Linked DNA regions of Homo sapiens: region 1 is linked to region 2. The links are chromatin loops, found by intact Hi-C in ENCODE. Cell type or tissue: heart right ventricle. All regions are shown on one strand. Links, peaks and the distances in the headings refer to the core of each region. The heading gives the core; the rest is flanking DNA.

Region 1 (2,910 bases), core at 254-2,753, 97 kb before region 2:
CCTCCGTATCTGTGGTGGACCTGAGGTCACTATGGGTCAGTTGGGAGAAGCACTGGATGTGAAGTGGGGGCAGGGCAAAGGCCATCCGGAGCCTGCGTCTGTGCCTCACCACCACCCACCCCGATGGTATGGGTGTCTGCAGAAGGACCTAGCACTCCTTGCCACGGAGTTGCACTTGTGTGGCCAAGAATTAGAGAAGCTGAAGGAGGCGATCTGACGGGAGCTGGAAGAGCTGCCAGTCTGGCTGCCATCCGTGCAGACAAGGTGAGCCAGCAGATGACTGTCACCCCATGCTGGCCTCAGAGCACGACGGCCGCTCCTATTCTGTTTTCCTACCTCTCAAATCTTACATTTCTCTTGTGGCCAACCCTCACCCAGAACCATACAGGGATTAATTTCCAAGAAATATGGTTTCGTCTTAGCTAAGTTGAGAGGGTAAAAGCCATCATAAAGATTGATTCCAAACCTTCTTGGGGTTAAAAGAACACTCGTCCCCAAGGGGAACGGTTTTACTCAAGTGGGCAGTGTATGACCGTGATCTGTGATTACCGTCTCAGGAAGGCTAACCTTATTTATTTGCCAGATTTGAGGCTAGGAAGCCAGACTTGGGCCTGCGTACATCTATATAGTTCTCAGTTTAGTACAATGTTCCCTTAAATGTTTCAAACTACATTATAAATTTAATAGTTCTGAGTTTGTCTAAGTCTATACCCTTTTTAAAAATTAAAAAAATTTTTTCGCATTGACAACTAATCAAAAGAAGAGTCCATATGCTTCTGATGGGTTTAGATTTGCAACCTGCCTCCTGGGTCCAAATCGTACCCCCACTAGAGTATCTGGAAGTCTGGAATCTCCACCCTCAAGCTGCAGCCCTTCTTGGTGCCTCTTCCTTTTGGCCTGGCTACTGGATCCTTTCCTTATTCTTTCTGTCCGAGTAGGTCACCACTCCATAGCCATATGCATACCTCTGCAGGGCTCTGCTCACAACCCTGAAGTCATGCTCATGCCTGTGAGCACTGGACAGGATCCTGCACGGCCTCAGGAGGAACTCCAGGGAGTGGAGAACAGAAGCGCATGCCACGTTCACGCAGGGTCAGGATCTTACCCATCCAGGGCAGAGATTTTCCCCAGGGAGGAGGGATTACAGGTGCATATGCTGGCACCTGTAATCCCAGCTACTCAGGGTCACCTCTACGGGAGGGACTGAAGCCAGCAAGAACCATACACAAACTCTGTCCTAAAAGGAGCTGGTGAAGTCCCCTGGGGAAGGGGTAGAAGGGCCTTGGGGCCAGTTGCATAACTGGGACCTTCAAGCTGTGGCTCCCTGCCCAAGGAGCCTCTGCTATCCAGTCATGCGCTTGATTCCAATGGAGGCAGGAAGCGCGTCGTCCCATCTGTCTGGGCTTTGGGTGCCCTCTTGTGGCAGAATAGTGATTTCGCTCTTCACACTGTCTCACGTGGCCCTCTCAGGAGCCCAATTAGGGCTTCAAGGCTGTTATTTTGAAGATACGTTTATCGCAGCACTGTTTACAAGAGCAGGGATATGGAATCAACCTAGGGGCCCACCAATGGATGATTGTATAAAGAAAATGTGGCATATTTATACCATGGAATACTACTCAGCCATTAAAAAGAATGAAATTACATCTTTTGCAGCAATGTGGATGGAACCCTTAGAGGCCATTACCTTAAGTGAAATAATTCAGAGACAGAGTCAAATACTGCATGTTCTCATTTATAAGTGGGAGCTAAATAATGTGTGCACATGGACACAGAGAGTGCAATAGTAGACATTGGAGATTTGGAAAGGTGGGAGGGTGGGAGGTGGGTGAGGGATGAGAAATTTCCCAATGGGTACAATGTACACTATTCGGATCGTGGTTATACTAAAAGCCCAGACTCCACCACTACTCAATATATCCATGTAACAAAACTGCACTGTACTCCCTACATCTATAAAAAGAAAACAAAATGGGATTCTAACAGAAAAAAAAGGGACATAAGGGCAGAGGTGCCAGGCGTCGGGTATCCTCCCAGGGCTTCTCTTGTGTCAGCACAGCAGGCTGGGTTTCAGCAAGTTCAAAGAATTTGAGGAACCCCCTAAGGGAGGGCCACTGGTGGGGGCAGAGGGGTGATCCCAAGTACTCCTATCTGTGACTTGAAGAATCTATCTTTAACATAACCTAAAAGAATATACCAAAGGCTGGGCGTGGTGGCTCACGCCTGTAATCCCAATACTTTGGGAGGCTGAGGCTGGCGGATCACGAGGTCAAGAGATTGAGACCATCCTAGCCAACATGGTGAAACCCCATCTTTACTAAAAATACAAAAATTAGCTGGGCATGGTGGCAAGTGCCTATAGTCCCAGCTACTCGGGAGGCTGAGGCAGGAGAATCGCTTGAACCCGGAAGGCAGAGGTTGCAGTGAGCCGAGATTGCAGCACTGCACTCCAGCTTGGGTGATAGAGCGAGACTCCATCTCAAATAAAAAAAAAAAGAAAGAAAGAAAAAAAGAATGCACCAAAGTATGACCTGATCTTGTTTTCTTTTTAAAATTAAAATAGGGGCCGGGTGCGGTGGCTCACACCTGTAATCCCAGCACTTTGGGAGGCCGAGGCATGCGGATCACGAGGTCAGGAGATCGAGACCATCCTGGTCAACATGGTGAAACCTGTCTCTACTAAAAATACAAAAATTAGCTGGATGCGTTGGCACGTGCCTGTAATCCCAGCTACTTGGCAGGCTGAGGCAGGAGAATCGCTTAAACCCGGGAGGCAGAGGTTGCAGTGAGCTGAGATCATGGCATTGCACTCCAGCATGGGCAACAGAGCAAGAATCTGTCTCAAAATAAATAAATAAATAAATAAATAAAATTAAAAAATTAAAATAGGGACAGAGTCTTGCTATGTTG
Region 2 (2,910 bases), core at 112-2,611:
CCAGCTGAATGATGTGGGGCCCCCGCATCCTCTGCAGCTGGGCCCGAGTCAGCTTCCGTGGCCTGCTGTCCCGGGGCTCCTCGGCCCCCTCAATCCTTTGGCTGGCCAGCTCCTCCCGGATCTCTCTGAGCATGTCCTCAGCCCGCATTGGGCGCAGGGATGTGTGGCCAGCTTTCAGGAACAGAGGCCCCTCTTCTTCCTCCTCCCCTGAGGACTCCCAGGGGCTTTCCCCGGCAGAGTCAGCATGGGTTGGGGAGGAGGGAAGCTGGCCCCGAAGCCGGGCCCTGTGGAGTGTTTCCACCACCACATTCCCTCGCTCGGAGGCCCCATCTTCTTCCTCAGACCAGGTTGGTGGGTCTTCCTGGGGAAGACTGCCTCCTTTTAGGATTCCTTCCGGCAGTTCGGGGGCGCTTCGGCGTTGAGGAGCTTGGGGGTCGGGAGGGTGGGGACGCAGAGGGATGTCCCGGAGTTCCAGGGTGGAGAAGGTGAGGCGAGGGTCCCGCCGAAGGGCTCTTTGGCGTAGACGGCTCAGTGGGGAGCGGGACCCCGTGGGGGTGCCTGGGATCAAAGTGCCGTAGCCAGAGTCTGAGGTATCATCTGGCACAAGGGGAGCATCTTCATCTGTGTCTTCTGTCACCACCAGGTGGGGGATAATGGTCGAGAACTCAGGAGTCCTACAGTTAATGGCAAAGAGTCAGATGCGTAGGGGTCAAGTTCAAGTCCAGGGAGTTTCCCTTGATCACTACATCCAGAAATGGCCCCTCCTCCAAACTTATTTTGGTATCATCTTTCCATCGCACTGTGATTGTTTTTCTCATCTGGCTGGCTAGATTTTAAGCTCCTAAGAGAGTACGGGCTGCCTCTATACTGTTTTATCCATAGCATCTGGTCCAGGATCTTGTATCGAGTGGGTAGTCAGGTTTTTGCTGAGTGGTTCCTGAACTTACCTGATATTATCCTCAATGATCGATTCTTCTTTTCTCCTTAAGCTGCTGCCAAGCAGTGGTGCTATCCTAGACGAACCTCACACTCCCCGGGGATTTGGCAGCTCTAATATTCTGCAGATCCACACCTACCTTCACTCTCGAGCTTGCTCCTCTCACAGTGCTCCTGTGTGACTCTAGGCAGGCTAACTCTGTAGGCTGTCTGTGCCCTATCCCCCACCTCCAACCCAACACGGCTGGTACCAACCTTCCGACCCAACACAGCTGGTACCGAGCTTCCCTACCCTGCCCTACGCCTGCGTTCCTCTATCTATTCCCAATTCCACCAAAAATGTGCAGTAATGCCATTTCTCAGCCTTATGGCTCCCTCCTCCTGCTCGGGGAGACCTTGTAGTCCGTGTGAGCCTTACCTCCCCTCTGCGCTGCTCTGAGAGCCCTCCAGGGAAGGCGTGGAGGGCCTGGTGCTGGGGGACTCCCTGTCCTGGTCCCGATAGAGGGTCAGGAGCTCCCTCTTCTGTTGAACATACTCCTCTGCCTTCAGCTTCTGTAGGGCGGCCTGGGACAGGACACTTTCGTTATTAAGAGCTCTCATTTATTGAGCACTTGCTGTTTGCCAGGCACCCTGCTAAGTGCGTTACATATATTACCTTATTTTATTTTATTATTATTATTATTTTTTGAGACTGAGTCTTGCTCTGTCACCCAGACTAGAGTGCAGTGCCACAATCTTGGCTCACTGCAACCTCCACCTCCTGGGTTCAAGCGATTCTCCTGCCTCAGCCTCCTTAGTAGCTGGGATTACAGGCGCCCGCCAACGTGCCCGGCTAATTTTTGTATTTTTAGTAGAGATGGGGTTTCACCATCTTGGCCAGGCTGGTCTCAAACTCCTGACCTTGTGATCCACCCCCCTTGGCCTCCCAAAGTGCTGGAATTAGACGTGTAAGCCACCGTGCCCGGCCTACATTACCTTATTTAATCTTTACAAAAACCCCATGAACCAGATATTTTTACCCCACCTTACTACTGAGACATGGAGACTCTAAGGTTAAGTAACTGTCTGAGGGGGTACTTCTTACCATAAGAAAGTGGGGTGGTGCCGGGATTTGGTGGCACCAAACTCTGGAGCTAGTGTTGGGGGTGAGTGGGGTGAACAGAATGGCCCTTTTCCTACCTGTACAGGTCTTCCTGCTTCTCATGTCCCATTGGCAGACCTGTTATCAGGTCTTCCCCCTCCTTCAGGAAGCCCTCCCTGGTTGGTGGTGATGGTAGAATAAGTGTTCTGAATTGGTACTGGTTGCTCCTTCAAGAGCATCCCTCTCCTACCACCTGGGCCTCTGCCCTGAAGCTGGGAGGAGCAGGAGGGCAGAACGTGGGCAGAGGTGGGCTTTGTCCCAGGCTGAGGACTCTGCTGTCCTTCAGAGGGAGGAAAGTTCCTAGAAGGCTGAGGAGAGGACGCATTATATTATCTGCCTTCTCCCTCCCTCAGCGATTTCATACAGGTACCATCAAAAGGAAATAGCGCCACCTGAGAAAAAATTTTCAAAGCACTTTTGCACATGTGGTCATTTGATACACATCATTGCCCTGTGGTGTGGAGAACATGAATGTTAGCCCATTTTACAGACAAGAAACCTAGACCTAGAGAGGTGAAGTGACTTGCTCAAGGTGCCACAGGTATGGAGAAGCAGAGCTGGGACAGGGCCTTGCTCTTTGAGTCCTAGTTCAGTCACTGCAACACTTTCAAGGACAGCCTTGAAGGGTAAAGAGTTACAGAAGGTCGGTTGTTGGCTTGGGGAGGGGGAGGGGGAGGGAGAGGGAAGAGAAGGTGGCAGAGCTGAGGTTGGAGGCGGAGGCAAGCCTTGGCAAAAGGGAGGTACTGGTGGCTGCTGTGGGCAGCACTGATATCAGGACTTGCTGGTATGGCCATATCCTTGTTAAAATATTGAAGTCTTCCATGCTGGTAAGG

The links. A loop is a pair of places that touch in the nucleus more often than their neighbours do. Peaks named below come from ENCODE experiments on the same cell type or tissue, not always from the same donor. Only the 100,000 strongest peaks of a DNase experiment are listed, where the experiment ranks them.
Region 1: it touches region 2 in a loop (6-fold over the local background); 23 of 110 quality-filtered maps call a loop at or near these places.

Annotation. Positions count from the first base shown.
Region 1 is chr12:6,422,226-6,425,135 of GRCh38, reverse strand. No RefSeq gene overlaps it. Among named protein-coding and RNA genes, the nearest start is that of CD27, 21 kb to the left of the region's middle. RefSeq lists an enhancer at 1,620-1,669. In heart right ventricle, for the core only: CTCF peaks have their summits at 1,222 and 1,429 (motif pointing left); a DNase peak (open chromatin) is centred at 1,375.
Region 2 is chr12:6,325,018-6,327,927 of GRCh38, reverse strand. PLEKHG6 (pleckstrin homology and RhoGEF domain containing G6) reads right to left here. Exons shown (of 16, transcript NM_001384598.1): 14 at 1,355-1,500; 15 at 1-674. Among named protein-coding and RNA genes, the nearest start is that of TNFRSF1A, 16 kb to the left of the region's middle. RefSeq lists an enhancer at 2,832-2,910. In heart right ventricle, for the core only: CTCF peaks have their summits at 1,265 and 1,468 (motif pointing left); no DNase peak of the experiment used is centred there; H3K27ac peaks cover 1,724 bases.